Linked DNA regions of Homo sapiens: region 2 is linked to region 1. The links are chromatin loops, found by intact Hi-C in ENCODE. Cell type or tissue: tibial artery. All regions are shown on one strand.

Region 1 (8,000 bases):
CTGCAAACCTCCAGTAAACAGGCAACTTGTGCTCTCCAATTATTTGTCATAGAGTTTATTTAACCCTTCCCCTTTCTGCAAACTGGCTCTTACTGCTTTCCAGAGCCCAAGGTCAAAGGTAGCCAGCCTGCAGATTTTGAGTTTATCATCCTGTGTTCCAGCTGCCTCTCCTGAGGGATGAGGCACTGCCAGATCTCAGATTTAAGCCAAATCTCAGAAGAGAGAATCTGACTGGACAGCTTAGGTCACGTGACCATTCCCAGTCCATTAAGCTAAGGCCACACAGACAGGCTCACTGGGTGGAAACATGGCTGCCACTCGTCTGCCCTTGTGGGTGGGTGGGAGGAATTCTGACAAGAGCAGTTTGGGGCTGGCCAGATACTCCAAAAGTTGTCTGTTATGTGTGGTTGGTTGGTTGGTTTTTTAAGACTGGGTTTCACTCAGTTGCCCAGTCTGGAGTGCAGTGGCATGATATGTAGCTTACTGTAACTCGAACTCCTGGACTTAAGTGATTCTCCGGCCTCTGTCTCTTGAGTAGCTGGTACCATGGGCACCCGCCACCACACTAGGCTGATTTTTTATTTTTTGTAGAGACAAGGTCTGGCTATGTTGCCCACATTAGTGTCGAACTCCTGGGCTCAAGTGATCCTCCTGCTTCAGCCTCCCAAAATGCTGGGATTACAGGCATAAGCCATGGCACCCAGCCTATTATGTGTTTTAAGGAAAGACATGACCTCTGGCTTCTCAGCACTTAAGCCCCGTTGGGGAAATTAAATGGTAAGTTGAGGTTATTTCAAATGAATGCAAAATCTTTGATTTTGTGGGAAGAATTTAGAGTTTATGATGGACGTATTGATCTTGACTTTAAGGGATCATACGCCTTTGAGTTTTAGAGAGAATGCTTATTTCAAATAAGAATAGAAGGATCATAGGTTCCTAAAAGGAATGCATGAGGGCAGGAGACGGTCTTCAAAGTGGATTCCATTTTGAGTGCTGAGAGGTGAGATTAGGTGGAAAAGTGGGAACATTCATCAAAAGGATTTGAACAACAAAGACCTAAGTTTAGACTTGGCCTTAACAACAGGGAATTCGGATGGCTAAAATGGAAAATGGGTGTGTTCAGGAGTCACCCAGACTTGGTGATTGTTATTTTTGAGACAGGATCTTGTTGTGTTTTTCAGGCTGGAGTGCAGTGGCCCAATCAGGGCTCACTGTTGGCTTGATATACTGAGCTCAAGCGATCCTCCTGCTTCAGCCTCCCAAGTAGCTCGGACTATAGCCATGCACCACCCCACCTGGCTAATTTACAGACTTGGGTTTGAGTCTGTCCCTTTCTGTAGTTTATGGGAGTGGGCAATTTTCTTAACTGCAGAATCTCAGTATCTTCATCTGGAAAATGGCAATAATCATACTGGTGGGTAATGGGCATCTGTGGTTTTGTCTTTCCAGCATCCATATCCATTCCGACTCTTTAAAAAAAAAAAAAACAGAAAAACAGAGTCTTGCTCTTTTGCCTAAGCTGGAGTACCGTGGCATGATCTTGGCTCACCATAACCACTGCCTTCCAGGTTCAAGTGATTCTCATGCCTCAGCCACCCAAGTAACTGGGACTACAGGCACATGCCACCACACCCGGCTAATTTTTGTAGTTTTGGTAGAGATGGGGCTTCACCATGTTGGCCAGGCTGGTCTTAACTCCTGGCCTCAAGTGATCTGCCCACCTTGGCCTCCCAAAGTGCTGGGATTACAGGCATGAGCCACTGTGTCTGGCCCATTCCCACTCTTGATAAACATTCCTTGGTGTCACTTTGGGGAACTACATTGTGTGGTTTGGGTAGGATTGACTTCACCTCACAGCTAGAAAACGGACACATGACACTGGCCAGGGCCACCCATGCAGCACCTTCCTCAGGACCCTTTCCCTTCATCCATTGGAAATTGTTTTATTTCATATACAGATTTATGATATATATGGTGTGAATGGTGCCTCTTTACATGTGGTGCTGTGTATATTACACAACCTGTCCAGCCATACAAAGCTGCTCTGACCCTGGCTAACTAGAGCAGTCTACCCTTGGCCACAGATCAGGGAAAGGGAAGTGACCCAGGCCAATGGGAGATAATTGCTTGCTAGAAAAGTGGTGATGGATTTCCTAAGCTCAGTGTTCTTTGGTTGCAATGTAAATGTAACCGTGTGCAAAGTATCCATCTGAGCCATGCTGTGTCACCGTGGAAGGACATGGTGTCTCGGGATCCTTGGGCTGTCACCTTGCCAGCTGGAAACCTTGTGTGCGACAGTGCCTCCTGCCTGAGTATTGCTAATGCCCTCTGGGCTCATTCTACCCACTCGGCCTGGCAGGCTGTGCTCAGCTTGCGCTACCAGCCCAGATCCCATACCTGCCAAGGGCAAGCTGGACACGGAGCAGTGATGGGTGTGTGGGTGAGCGAGTGTGGGTTCAAGCTACTACGCACAGCTAGGCATGCCGGCTGCTGTGATGGGGCGGGCACTTCCAGGCACCAGCACAGGTGCCAGCTCTGTGGAAGGCTGCTGCTGGACCAGATGTACCACATACGGCTTCGGCTGCGGGCACCTGCATCTGGATGAGGGGAACTTGGTGCCCAATAGCTTGGAGATGCCAGGAACCACAGAGCCCCCAAAGAAGGTGTCAAAGCCCTGGCGTGGGGACGCCCTAAATCTGGATTCCCCGAAGGGCTACTGGTCTTTTCTCCTTCTCGTCGCCCACAATGTGGCAAGCAGGGGGTCATGTTTCAGCCCTGTTTTTGTTACGGCACTTTGAGTCCTGCCATTTGGCAGGTCCTGAGTTCTTGTCCCATGTCTGGGGAGAATGAGGTACCAGACAACTGGAGGGTGAGGAAGGTGGAGAGGAGCTTCACTGAGCAACAGAACAGCTCTCAGGAGACCTGCAGTGAGTAGCTCCTTTCCGCAGCTGGTAGTCCTGATGTCTGTGTGAGTCTGGCTTTTTATGGGCTCAAATGGGAGGAAGTGCATGCTGATTGGTCCATGGGCTGCCATGGGCAGCCCGGAAAAACCACAAGTTCTCACTCTGGGCCTTGGACTCCACCTGGAAGTGGCAGCCCAGCCCCCAGGCTTCAGGCTGTCCTGGCTTGAAGGTGGGGTTTCACCAGGGATCCGTCCCTTTCCTGCCCAGTAACCTGCCTCCTGCCATCAACATGCCATCCATGGTGCCCAGGATGTTTGTGCCAAGGAGTATCTGCAGGCCCACGTGGAGCCGCCCTCAGCACCCCCCAGTCTCCCTCCCTGAGCTCGTGCATGTCCAAAGTTTCAGAGGGAGCCAAGGTGATGGGAGGGGGAGGGGGATGCTATCATATCAGTGCTGCCTCCAGTGCATGCACACCCAGGTGGGTCACAACAGCGCCTGGGCTCAGCTTCAACTTTGCTCCAAAATTGGAGCAGGCACCAGGAGGGGGGAGAGGCCAGGGAGAAGAAGCAGGCCCTTCCAACCCAGCAGGGGCAGAGGGGCTTCCTGGGCCCCCGAGAGCGCAGGGATGCATGGGTTCACAGCCGCGGCTGGGCGGCTGCAGCTGTGCCCAGGAATGTGGGGTTCCTGCCCTACCAACTCAGTAGGGGATGGGGCTTCCACCTGTTCCCAGCTCCTGCTGGCCTCACAGAGCACACAACCTTGGCTGTGCCTCCCCTGCCACAGGCAGCGTCTTCCCAGGGGCCACTCCGGACAGTCCAATGCTGCCATCAGTGGGTTCAAGGGAATCCATGTAAATATGTTAATGCTCCTCATGTTACACCATCATTGTTGTACCATGAGTAACACAGTTCCTTGTATCTGATTCAGAAGTTTTGTATCCTCTGGCAGCATCTGTGAAATAGTTGCAGGCTAACTTATTAGCTCATAAGACCAGACCTGAAAATAATCCTCCATTTTGGTTTCTCAGGCCAGAAAGAATTGGGGTCTGTCACTTACACACTTACATATGTTGTAACAAATTATCTTCCTCATTAATTGAAATAATACACGTGAAAACTTCTTATCCTTACTAGGTTCCCAAGTATGTGCGGTCCTATAATAGATTGTTTTATTAAACAGCTTTATTCAGGTTTAATTGACATACAACAAGTGACACATAAAGTGTACAGTTTGATAGGTTTTGAGATATGTATACACCAGTGAAACTTTACCACAATTAAGAGAATAAACAAAAAGATGGATTGTTTTTACTCTTATCACACTTATTTTTAAGCTTTTTATTATGGAAATATTCAAACAAACACAATAGTAAGGAAAAAAGTATCATATACTCCTGGGTACCCATCGCCTATCAATTATCAACATTCTCCCATTTTTGTTTTACCTTTCTCCTTCCTACTTTTTTTTTTTTGCTGAAATATTTTAAAGCAAATTTCAGATATGATTTTCTTACATATAAATATTTCAGCATATATCTTCAACGGATAAGGACTTTTTGCTTTAATATAACTACAACAACATTATCACATCCAACAATACAACAATAATTTTTAAAATCATCTAAAAGACAGTGTCTGGTATCCAGTTTCTCCAACTGACTATAAAAATATCTTTTTACAGTTTGTGTTTTCAAATCAAGATTCAAACAGGGTCCACAGATTGCATTTGGTTAATATGACCCTAAAGAACCTTTTAATCTATAAAGGCTTCTTTTTCCTTTTATTCTCCCTTATTTATTTGTTGAAGAAACTAAGTCCTTCATGTAGACCTTCACAGATTTTAGATTAAGCTAATTGTATCCTTTGATGGACATAGGTGTTCCTCTATCTCTCATATTTCTACGAAACTGGGAGTTAGATGTGGATCCGTACTGTTTATATGGTAGCCACTAGTCACATGTGGCTACTGAGCATTTTAAATGTGAGTTAGTATGAATCGAAATGTGCTGTGAGTGTAAAATGCACAACCAGAATTCAGACTTATTACGAAAAGAATAGAATGTTGTAATAATATTTTTATATTGATTATATATTAAAATATTTTGGATGTATTACCTGAAATATATTTTAAAATTAATTTCACCTCTTCATTTTTACTTTTTTTTTTTTTTGAGACAGAGTCTCACCGTTACCCAGGCTGGAGGGCAGTGTCGTGATCTCAGCTCACTGCAACCTCTGCCTCCCGGGTTCAAGCGATTCTCCTGCCTCAGTCTCCTGAGTAGCTGAGATTACAGGTGCGCGCCACCACGCCTGGCTAATTTTTTGTATCTTTAGTAGAGATGGGGTTTCACCATGTTGGCCAGGCTGGTCTTGAACTCCTGACCTTGTGATCCTCCTGCCTCGGCCTCCCAAAGTGCTAGGATTACAGGCATGAGCCACCGCACCCGGCCCATTTTGACTTTTTAAATGTGCTTACTGGAAAATTTTAAATTACATATGTAGCTTATATTTCTGTTGGACAGTGCTGAAGTTTTCATTAGATTCAGATGGAATTTTTTTCTTTTTTAACAAGGGTTCTTCCATAGTGATGTGGCATACTTCTCCTTGCAACCCATCTGGGGGTGCATAATATCCAGTTGCCTTACTGGTAGGGTTGTTAAGATTGCCCCATGGTAAGAAAGAGAAGAGCTGGCCTGGAACTCACAGCTAAAACCTTGGTGTTCTCCTGTTGAACATCACCAGCTTCACAGAATACCAGCATAATGCAGGACCAATCTGTGACTCTAATGGAGCAAGATAAAACAAGACAATACCATAATCATATCTGAGTGCATATAAAAAGAAGTACATTGTCCAAACCACAAAACACCTGTCTTTCTTGGCTAATATAAATGGCTATTGCTTCTTTACCATTTACAGGTTTAGCTTTACTTTGTTCCTTCTGCCTTTTAGATGAGAATTACTAAAATATCCAATAATAGACTCACCCGTGCTTCCTGGCAGCATCCAATTAAGAGCAAAGCTCTGTTTCCTTAAATTTCCCCCAAATCATCCCCACAAGCCCAGACCTTATAAATCCTTTCTAACACCTTGTTGAGGCTGCATGGCTCCCTTTGGCATACATTTTCTTTTGTTGCAGTGAGGCAGTGAACACAACATTTGACTAAAGATGTGTTTGGGGCGTTGACAGTGCGGTCAGGTAGTGTTGGCCTCATCCTTCCATTCTAAAGTATGTTGGATAGATTTTTAAGGACAGGTACAACTTTATGCAACTAAATGTTTTGGGAATTACACAGTTGGTACCTATTTGTGACTATTGTGATACTGGACATATCGGTTCAAACAATTATTGAAGCTATTTTACAAACAGACCTCAGCCCATTTGGTTATTATATTAGTTTGCTAGGGATACCGTAAAAAAGTACCACAAAATGGGTGGACTTAAAACAGCAGTGCCAGGCTGGGTGCGGCGGCTCACACCTGTAATCCCAGCACTTTGGGAGGCCGAGGTGGGTGGATCATGAGGTTAGGAGTTCAAGACCAGCTCGGCCAACATGGTGAAACCCCGTCTCTACTAAAAATACAAAAATTAGCTGGGCATGGTGGCATGTGCCTGTAATCCCAGCTACTCAGGAGGCTGAGGCAGGAGAATTGCTTAAACAGGGACCCAGGAGGCGGAGGTTGCCGTGAGCCGAGATTGCACCACTGCACTCCAGCCTGGGCTACAGAGCGAGACTCCGTCTCAAACTTTGCATCCTTCAATCTAATCAAGTTGACACTCAATATTAACCATCACAGCGGCTAAAGAAACCAGACCCATCAGAAGGACTGGCTGTCCCCAAACCAGCAAACAGCATGCTTTCAAAGGGGAGAAAGCATTACCAAAAAAAAAAAAAAAAAAAAAAGCCTTACGAGAAACACCGTTACAAAGACAGGAGTAAAATCAAACTGTCACATATGCTTAAAGCAGTAAGTAAAAATACAGCATTAAAAAAAAAAACTTAGAATTTAGAGTAAAAACTTCAAGACGCTTTCATGTCATGGGCCATGGGGGTCTCCCCGCTCGGTCTTTGGGGACCCATGTGGCGGAGAGGTGAGCATCCACTGTGCCTGCCCACCATGCTGCCTGGGCTCAAATGTAACAGTACATGGTACCCGTACATGGTGCCCGAGGGCTCACTCCCCGCAGGGACTCATGGCAAGTGGCCACTCAATGGCCTGCTCCCTTCATGAGCTTTGGCCAGTAACACCCATGGGTGGTTGGAGGCAAGGATACCCCTCTCTTCTGGGGCCCTCGAACACGGCGGCAGGGTGTGGCTTGCCCGCAGGAAGCTGGAGGGATACGCCTGGAAGGCACTGGCCAAGGCTTTTGGTCTCTCCTATCATGTCCCGGGCTCCCCGACGCCCCCAGTTCAAACCGGAAGGAGCTCTCCTAGAATCCAGCCTCCCTGTCCCACACCCGGAATTGTGCCAGGCTGCATCTGTCCTCCAAGAGCCAGGCCCAGGGCTAGGTGTGGCGCGTGGGCGGCTCCTCCGCGCAGGCCTGGTCAGAGTAGGGGGCAGCGGTGACTGCCCCTCTTGCAGCCTGTAGGCCAGGTGGCTGCGGCTGCGCTTGACCTCCGTCACGCAGAGCTCCAGCAGGACCTTAGCGGGCTGTTTCTCCACCTTTTCCCTGGGCACACCGCGGCTCAGCAGCGGCCCTTGAGGTCCCTGCGCATCGAGTTGGGCCCCAGCGTGAGCTTGGCGCTGCCCCGCTGGCCCTGGCGCCCTAGCAGGCCGCTGTCGGGGAGGCCTGGATCTCCACAACGGCCTCCATCACCGTCACGCCCTTCACCAGCAGGCTGGCCAGCAGGAGACGCAGCTCCGAGGGCGCCGCCATCGGCGTCGGCAAGCGCCTGTGCAGGCTCTGTGTGAAGAGCATGTCCTCGGGCGGCACTGGCTCAGGAGCAGAGGGCGCTGGAGGGGCCGAGGGTGGCTGGCAGGAGCTCCAGTCGATGCCCACCTCCATGGTGGTCCAGGGCCGGAAGGGCAGCTCGGTGGCCTCGAAGTGAAAGGAAGACAGTGCTGGCGCAGGCCGTCAGCAGCCCGGCCAGCATTG
Region 2 (8,000 bases), 300 kb after region 1:
TCACATCAGTTCAGGCCTCAGGGGCCCAACATTGTGACCATCAACAGACGTTGCAGAATCAGAAAACAAAACATAGCAGCTCTGAGACATTAGAGGAGAAGGCCTTAGAACACAGATTCTGTGGGAATTCAGCAACTAGAAAACATAGCTTAATAATCTTAGAACAAATGAATATCTAAAGATTTAATGTTCATATTATTACTTCCCTAAATGACCTGCAGTTTTATATTATTTTCTTTTCATAAGGCTATAGGTTGCTTCACACATGTACCATTATTATTTACTGAGCTACATAAATATCCTCTACAAATATCGATGTGCCTCAGGTTTTATCTGTTTATGTGTTTTTAAATATCCTATTATATAGAAACATGAAGGAAACAGACAAAAAACAATTCCACTGATTTTTAAAAAGAAATATATGTAATATATGTATATGATTGAAATTTCCAAAATATTGTTTATTTTTTTTATTCCATTAACAAATACATTCCTAGAACATGCAGCCTATGACTTTCTTTTTTAGCAGCTGTAGGGGATTCCACTGTAAGGGTATGGCTTGGGTGCATATGCATGTGTGAATGTGCATATGTGTATAGGTTTCCGTGTGTGTTAATGTGTTTGTATAGGTTTGTATATGTATGTGTGTGTAGGCTTATATATGTGTATGTATGTGGGTTTGTGTGTGTGTGTGTGTGTGTGTGTGTGCGTGTGTTTATGCCTGTAACCACTGGCTGCCACTGGTGACTATGTTTGTCTCGTCCATGAGTTTGCAGGCTATGAGAAGCACAAGAATCATGTCTGATTGACTTTCAATGCTCAGCAACTGAGCAAGGAGGCTAGAGCTGAGGTTTATTGAGACATAACTTTCATTGGCACATAACAAGTTCTTTACGTATGAAGAGCAGTGGTAAAGACCATGAGCTCAGACTACCTGGGTTCAAATCTACTACTGTGTGGTCTGGGGAGGCTCCTGGGAAAGTTTCTTAGCCCTCCTTGCCTCTGTTTCCTCCTGGTCAGGTTCCCTTGTAGCAGAACCTGATAAAGGTTTAGCGGACATGTGATTTATTTTTTGACTCACAGTCCAAAGGCAGGAAGGGAAGAGGGATAGGACAAAGTGGAGAGCTAAGTAAAGATGTGGTCTCAACTGGGTCCAGCTTCACTTTGATCCTCAGGGAGCTCTGGAATTGGACCACAAAGTGAGTCCTGCATTAAGGCCAGGGCTAGCTTTTTTTTTTTTTTTAGACAGAAACTTGCTTTGTCGCCCAGGCTGGAGTGCAGTGGTGCGATCTCAGCTCACTGCAACCTCTGCCTCCCAGGCTCAAGTGATTCTCCTGCCTCAGCCTCCTGGGTAGCTGGGATTATAGACACCCACCAAGATGCCTGGACGCCTGGCTAATTTTTTTTTTTTTTTTTTTTTTTTTGAGAAGGAGTCTCACTCTGTTGCCAGGCTGGAGTGCAGTGGTGTGATCTCAGCTCACTACAACCTCCATCTCCCGGGTTCAAGTGCTTCTCATGCCTCAGCCTCCCAAGGAGCTGGAATTACAGGCATGTGCCACCACGCCCAGCTAATTTTTGTATTTTTAGTACAGACAGGGTTTCACCATGTTGGCCAGGCTGGTCTTGAACTCCTGACCTCAGATGATCCACCCACCTCGGCCTTCCAAAGTGCTGAGATTACAGGCCACCACTAGGGCTAGCTTTTTATGCCTCTTTGTTCCTTAGTCATTGGTTGCTGACCGTCCCCCAGGGTTGGTGTGTGGTATAATCTCCGGGGCGGTTTCTGTTAGACTGAAGGCAATTCTCCAGAGAAAAGGGAGCTGTAAACCTTTAGCAACCAATACTTTATGGTAACTTGGAGAGGTGTGCACTTGCCTGGTAAAAGGGATGCGAGAGACTGACAGCATCCTACGATCAGAACTTCACAAGGCCATTGTGAGGGTTAAACATGATACTACATGTAAAGCACTTAGAATGATCAGAACAAGTAACATTTATTTGCATGCTTAAGCCAAGCATTGTTCTAAGTTCTTTGCCCACAGAAAACTATCTAATATACAGGAAACCCTTTCTTTTTCTAACTTATAAGTTAAAAAATTCTAAACTTACAGAAAAGTTAAAAGAATAGTATAATGGGCCAGGTGCAGTGGCTCTCACCTGTAATACCAGCACATTGGGAGGCTGAGTCCAGAGGATCACTTGAGGTCAGGAGTTCAAGATCAGCCTGGCCAACATGGTGAAACCCCATTTCTACTAAAAGTACAAAAATTAGCCGGGCGTGGTGGCGGGCACCTGTGATCCCAGGTATTCAGGAGACTGAGGCGGGAGAATCGCTTGAACCTGGGAGACAGTGGTTGCAGTGAGCCAAGATGGAGCCACTGCACTCAAGCCTGGGTGGCTGAGTGAGACTCTGTCTCAAAAAAAAAAAAAAAATTAATAATCATACCAACCATGTGCCAAGAAAACAGAAAGCCAGCAATATTCAGAGAGAACTATTGACTCACAGAAATATGGGAAGGAAGTGGAATTCTGTTCAGTCAGGATCTTTGGGAGGGTGAATTACAATGACCAAAGGCAGCCTAGAGTCTTCTCCCATGTATCATCCTACATATCAACAATACATATCTATCTCTAAGGCACTGGTTCTCCAAGAAAATCTCCTTATCCAAGGCTTCCATTTGTTCCTTGTCACCACAGGGTAAAATCCAAACTCCTTGTGTTGTGGCCATTCTGGCTGCTGCTCATAGGAGAATTTAGACACATCAAGTCATGCTATGGGAACAGGCAGTGGCAGAGGCTTTCCTAGGGACTCTAAAGAGAAATTGAGGGACCTTGGGGATAAAAGATTGGGAAAAACACTGCATGCGAGCTTAATCTAACACCGATGCCTGGGTATAGCATTGTGCTTGTTACTGAGATGGGCTAATGCCAGATTCCTAAGCAAAGGAGTTTACTGCAAAGATCAAAAGGTTATTTTTACAAAAAATATCTGGACGTTCAAGGAAGCCTTGTTTTGGGATGTGGGTAATACAAAGGGTAGGGGAAAGAGATTGCCTCCTCTTCAGTGGGGAGCTGGACATCTCCACACTGGTATGTTATCAGGGTTGGAAATGCAGGCTTGGGCCCAGCTCAACAGGCTCCTTGGTGCAGTGTGGTTTGGGCAGATATGGGTGGAAGATGACACTGAGGGCTTTAATAGCAAAGGAAGCACCAGGGCCTTGGCAGTGTGGTGAATGCCTGAGGCAGTGGCTGCACCTGTGCCTATGGAAAGATGGAGCAAGTGAAGAGGAAAATGGGCCTTCCACAATGCAGTCAGAGAACTGGGTTCTCTGGTATGGGTAGATGTAAGATGACACTGGGGGCTTTGATAGCAGAGGAAGCACCAAGTGTCTTGGCAGTGTGTTGACGTTAGAGGCAATGACTGGACCTGTGCCCAAGGAAAGATGGAACAAGTGAAGAGGAAAATAAGCATTTCACAATGCAGTCAGAGATCTGGGTTCCTAGGTACACAGAGGGCCTACCCTGACCCTGATTAATCCAGAGTAATTAATTCATCCATTTAATAGTTACTGGACAGGTAGTAAATGAAACAGACAACATTCTTGACACCAAAAAGCTTATATTCCTATGACAGAAACTGACAAAAAGCCAGATAACAAATATATAGGCAATTTCAAATAGCAGTAAATGCTATAAGAAAATTAAAAACAGACATGTATATATATATTAGCATATTAGGAGAGAAGATTTACATGTTTTCAATTGTGAATCAGAGTGAAATTACATTATTATAATCCTACTTTTTACTCCTAGGCTGTTGTAGCAGGGAGACCCTCAAGGGCGTCTACAATATCACCACAACTCTCATAGAGCTGCCTGTGAAGGATGACAAGAAGGAAGTAGGCTGAGACCCAAGTTCTGGGTCAGGGGACTAATGCTGTTGTCACCAAGAAGGGTATAAAAAAGCTATCACTGCAGTGCCTAAAGGGACATTTGAAATCTTTGTCCTAGTCAAGGCTGGCACTGGTGTCCATGGGCCCACCCAGGTGGATAATGAGGAATCTCTGGTCATAGAAGCTTTCAGTGACAAGTGGGTAGAAGGTCTTGGATCTAAGAGGGTCCATCCTGGAAGAAGCAGGACTATGACTATGGTTAAGTGCCCACAGAAGAGTCCAATAACCTGGAGTAGGTGAAAGTTATGAAAGTTGTCAAGCACTCTTGTTCAATTATTCATTTAATAAATATTTATTAAACTCCTGCTATGTGACAGGCTTGTGCTATGTGTTAGGAATACAGTGATAAACGCTCAGTAAAAGACCCTTCCCTGATGGAGCTTACATTCCACCAGGTCCCAGCCTAGAGAGCTGTGGATTGATCCTAGTTAAGAACTACAGGAGAATCTAGGAATATGTCTGGTTGTAGAAACTGGTCAGGTATCCTGGATGGTATCCGCACTTTCACAGGCCCACAGAGAGATGCTGAGAACTTCATCCAAGAGAAAGGACTGAAGAAGAGGTGAAGATGGAGTCCTAGAACACCAACAGAATTGGTTTTCATTGACTTAGAGCAAGAATGAGGGTTGGAAACAAGCTATCCATGGCTTAACAGGGTTGGGGTCAGCCAGTGTCCACCCAGAGTCCCTGAATATTATTAATGCAGCTCATCTAACACAACATGTAGCCAGCAGCCTAAGAAAAGAATCACAGACACTCCAACCCCTCTTGCTCTGGCTTCTTCTCTTACTCTCACTACCACTCCGTACTTTCCCCCACCAAATTCATCATGGGGATGTCCCTCAGGCTTGATGGTTGAATAGTGCTTCTTCTGTTTTGGCCCCTGGCTGGTTAGATTTAGCTTGTACTCATTCTCAGACTCTTCAGGCTTTTCACCACTTGGGAAAAAATTCCTACCCTGAATATTCTTGGCTCCAGGCCTTCATACCCACCCACCTGGCCTGCATTCTTGGTCCAACACACAGCAACAACCTTTAAGAGAGGGCTGATCATTTTGTCATGAACCCACTGCTCCAAGGGCAAGCCTGTTGCTATGGCAACATGGATGATCTAGCAGGCTCACGGCTGTCACTCTGCTTTGGGACTAAGGACTTAGGGAGGGGAACACTAGCCTCCTTGGGGAGACAACAGCCCTTGTGGGCCAATTACCAGAAAAGAGAGCAAAATGCCTCCCTCATCCTGCCCTAGCAGGCCCTGTGGCCTTCAGTTCCTCCCCGCCTCCTTCAGGTTGCTTCTATTTCTGACCCCAGAGAGATTTAAAGGGAATCCAGATAAATTGCCAGGTTTCATTATTCAGCTTTAAACCTGCACATGGATTCTCTAGAGAGCTGAAAGGGATGACATTTCTCCTTTTTTTCCTAACCAAGGATGTGGAAAGATGATGGTTCCACTGGTGCAACCTGGTAATCCCTCTGCGAAGATAACAAGGTTTCTGACCTCAAAGAGACTTGGAGACCAAATCTTCCATGGATCTCACTTCTGTTCATGCTGGTCTAGGTTCAAAGTGTAGCCTCTACCCCTATGCCCACATAGTCAACTGATCCACTTCCACGCTATCGTCCTCATGAAGCTTTGCACGTCTTTCTGCCCCAGGCTTCCATCCCTTATCTCCTTTTCATTCTCTTCCACTCTGGCCTCTTGAATCCTTTCCCCATAGCTAGCAAATTGCCATACCTATACAGTTTCTTTTCTAACACTCTCACCTCCTTCCTCCTACCTTGGGAAAGCTGGCCTCTTCCCTTGGAGCACTGCTTTTCCTGCACCCCTCTTACCTTTGTATTTCAGTTCAACCAGGTGGGTTAATATCTATGGGGAATATATTACATTATGAATAATAGAAAAGTCACTAACACTGGTTTCATTAAGTAGGGCTCATTCTTCACATAACCAGATACCTGGTTGTAGATGGCTGTTGGTATTGGTTCAGTGGCCACTTGAAATCAGGGCTCATCTCTGGGGTTGTCTTGCCTTTTCCTCATACCATATTTCTAACTTCTTGGTCACAATATGGCCATTGTAGTCTAGACTTCATGACTAAATTCCAGGCGAGAAGAGAAAAGGAGCTAAAGGGTGTTGCCTGCATCAGGAAAGAAAAACATTCTCAGAATCCCTAGAGAAGTTAAGCTTATGTCTCATTGGCTAGAAGTGTGCCACATGGCCATCCCTAGATGTAAGGTAATCTAGGAAGGTAGGTGTATTTAGCTGGCATATTGTACCCCAGAACAAATTCAAGATTTCGTTACTAAGGAAGAAAAGGGATAAAGATAAAGATATCGGGCAGAGAACAAGCAGTGTCTGCCACAGTGTCTGCTTCACTCCCCCACATTATATTTCACTGTCTTGTTAAAAACCATTCTCCTTTGATCTTATGCCATTCAGCTATTCTGCCCTACCTCCCCCCATCCACTGTTGGTGCTGTCATCTAATGGGGGGTCCTCGCGTTCATTATGTACCTTGGCAATGGGCAAAAAGCCAACCATTCTGCAGGGCAAGCCAATTGCCTGCCTCCTACACACAAGCCTTGATCCGTCTTGATGACAACTTGGTTCTCAGCTCTTCTTCCTCTCTGCTCTCATCCTTACTCAGCCAGTCTCTACTCTCATCTTCTGTTTCAGTCTAGCTGTCACAGCCTCTATAGCCTCCATTTACTACTGCTCAGAAAGGACTCCCTTTGTCTCTTCGTACTCAAGATGCCCCAACTTGAACTTAATGTCTATTTTGCTCATCACCACACTCCCAGCTGGCCCCTGCTTCCTGTTAGCAAAACTGGACCAGGTGGCTGAGGTTCCAGGGGTCAGGAGACCCTAACTTCTCCAGGCTCCTTTGCTGATCTGACACATTTCTCCATCTTGGTTTGCAACATCCTCTCCGAGACAATTTTTATATTCACTCTGCAGTTCCGCATACCACAACTGTAGCCAAGAGGTGTTTTCCTTTCTCTCCTATTTGTTAACAGCCCTGGGAAGAGGCATAGTGGTGAGAATGTTGGGCAATGTTTTAACAATACTAATAAAAAATACTATTATATAAAGGATCCATGTAATTGATTTGTGCACTATTCCCCAAATGCTACTGAGAGCAAAGTGTTGGCAGCGTTTATTTTTTACTGCTTAGAATTTAAACTTTAGATTTAGCAAACAGTAGGTACCAAACAGTCTTAGATATATCCAGTAGAGAGGGGAAAAAAGAATTTATTCTTATATAAAATTTGACCCTGTTACATTTAGTTCATCATTTTAATCCATCAAGATATTTTGTTTACTATACAGATTCTGCCATCTAATATATTTTCCACGCTTTCTTGCTCTGTGTGACTGCAGCAGATAGATAAGAAAGTATAAGAGGATGTCCCTAGAACTTGGAGAAAAATATTTCTCTGAGAACCGAAATATCTCATAATGAATAGTTATCAGATTATAATTTTCATCAGATGTAACCCATCCTAACAGGTTAGTTACAATCTGAAACTAACTGATGATAAAGACTGGATCCTTAACTGGTTAACAATAAAAAAGTAGTAACATAATCAATTATTGTATAACTGAAAAGTAATCTCTCTCTCTCTCCTTTCCCAACAGGAAAGTCTGAAGCCAGGCCTGCTTAGCAGAGGTCTCCGTATAGTAGGGATCTCACTCTTTCAAGATGTAGGATCTCAACTGGTTAGCCAGCCCTCTGAGTGAAGCTGGTCAGTTGGGGCTGTGACAACATAGCACACTCAAAGGGGCAGACCCTTCTCAGCTCCAACAGATTGGTGTCATTGGAAAAGGTGGACCCAGTGTAGGCAGACTTTCCTAGAGAGTCCAGAAGTGACTGTGCAAGCCCAAAGCAATCCAAACAAATATTTGTGGACCACCAAGAACCTCTGGTATGAAGTAAATAATAAAGGCATTGAACAATAATAACCTGTCTGTATATCCACCAATGGGACCGATGGGCCACAGTGTGACATCTATCCTATTCATGTCATAAGGGAGATGAATTCTACTG

Evidence for each region. A loop is a pair of places that touch in the nucleus more often than their neighbours do. Peaks named below come from ENCODE experiments on the same cell type or tissue, not always from the same donor. Only the 100,000 strongest peaks of a DNase experiment are listed, where the experiment ranks them.
Region 2: it touches region 1 in a loop (2.7-fold over the local background); 19 of 110 quality-filtered maps call a loop at or near these places.

Annotation. Positions count from the first base shown.
Region 1 is chr3:150,771,593-150,779,592 of GRCh38, forward strand. No RefSeq gene overlaps it. Among named protein-coding and RNA genes, the nearest start is that of SIAH2, 12 kb to the left of the region's middle. In tibial artery, no CTCF peak of the experiment used is centred here; no DNase peak of the experiment used is centred here.
Region 2 is chr3:151,071,298-151,079,297 of GRCh38, forward strand. It overlaps CLRN1-AS1 (CLRN1 antisense RNA 1), which reads left to right. Exons shown (of 6, transcript NR_024066.2): 5 at 3,814-3,955; 6 at 7,592-8,000. It overlaps LOC124909448 (a long non-coding RNA gene), which reads right to left and starts at 6,073. Exons shown (of 2, transcript XR_007096133.1): 1 at 5,909-6,073; 2 at 4,222-4,529. In tibial artery, no CTCF peak of the experiment used is centred here; no DNase peak of the experiment used is centred here; H3K27me3 peaks cover 974 bases.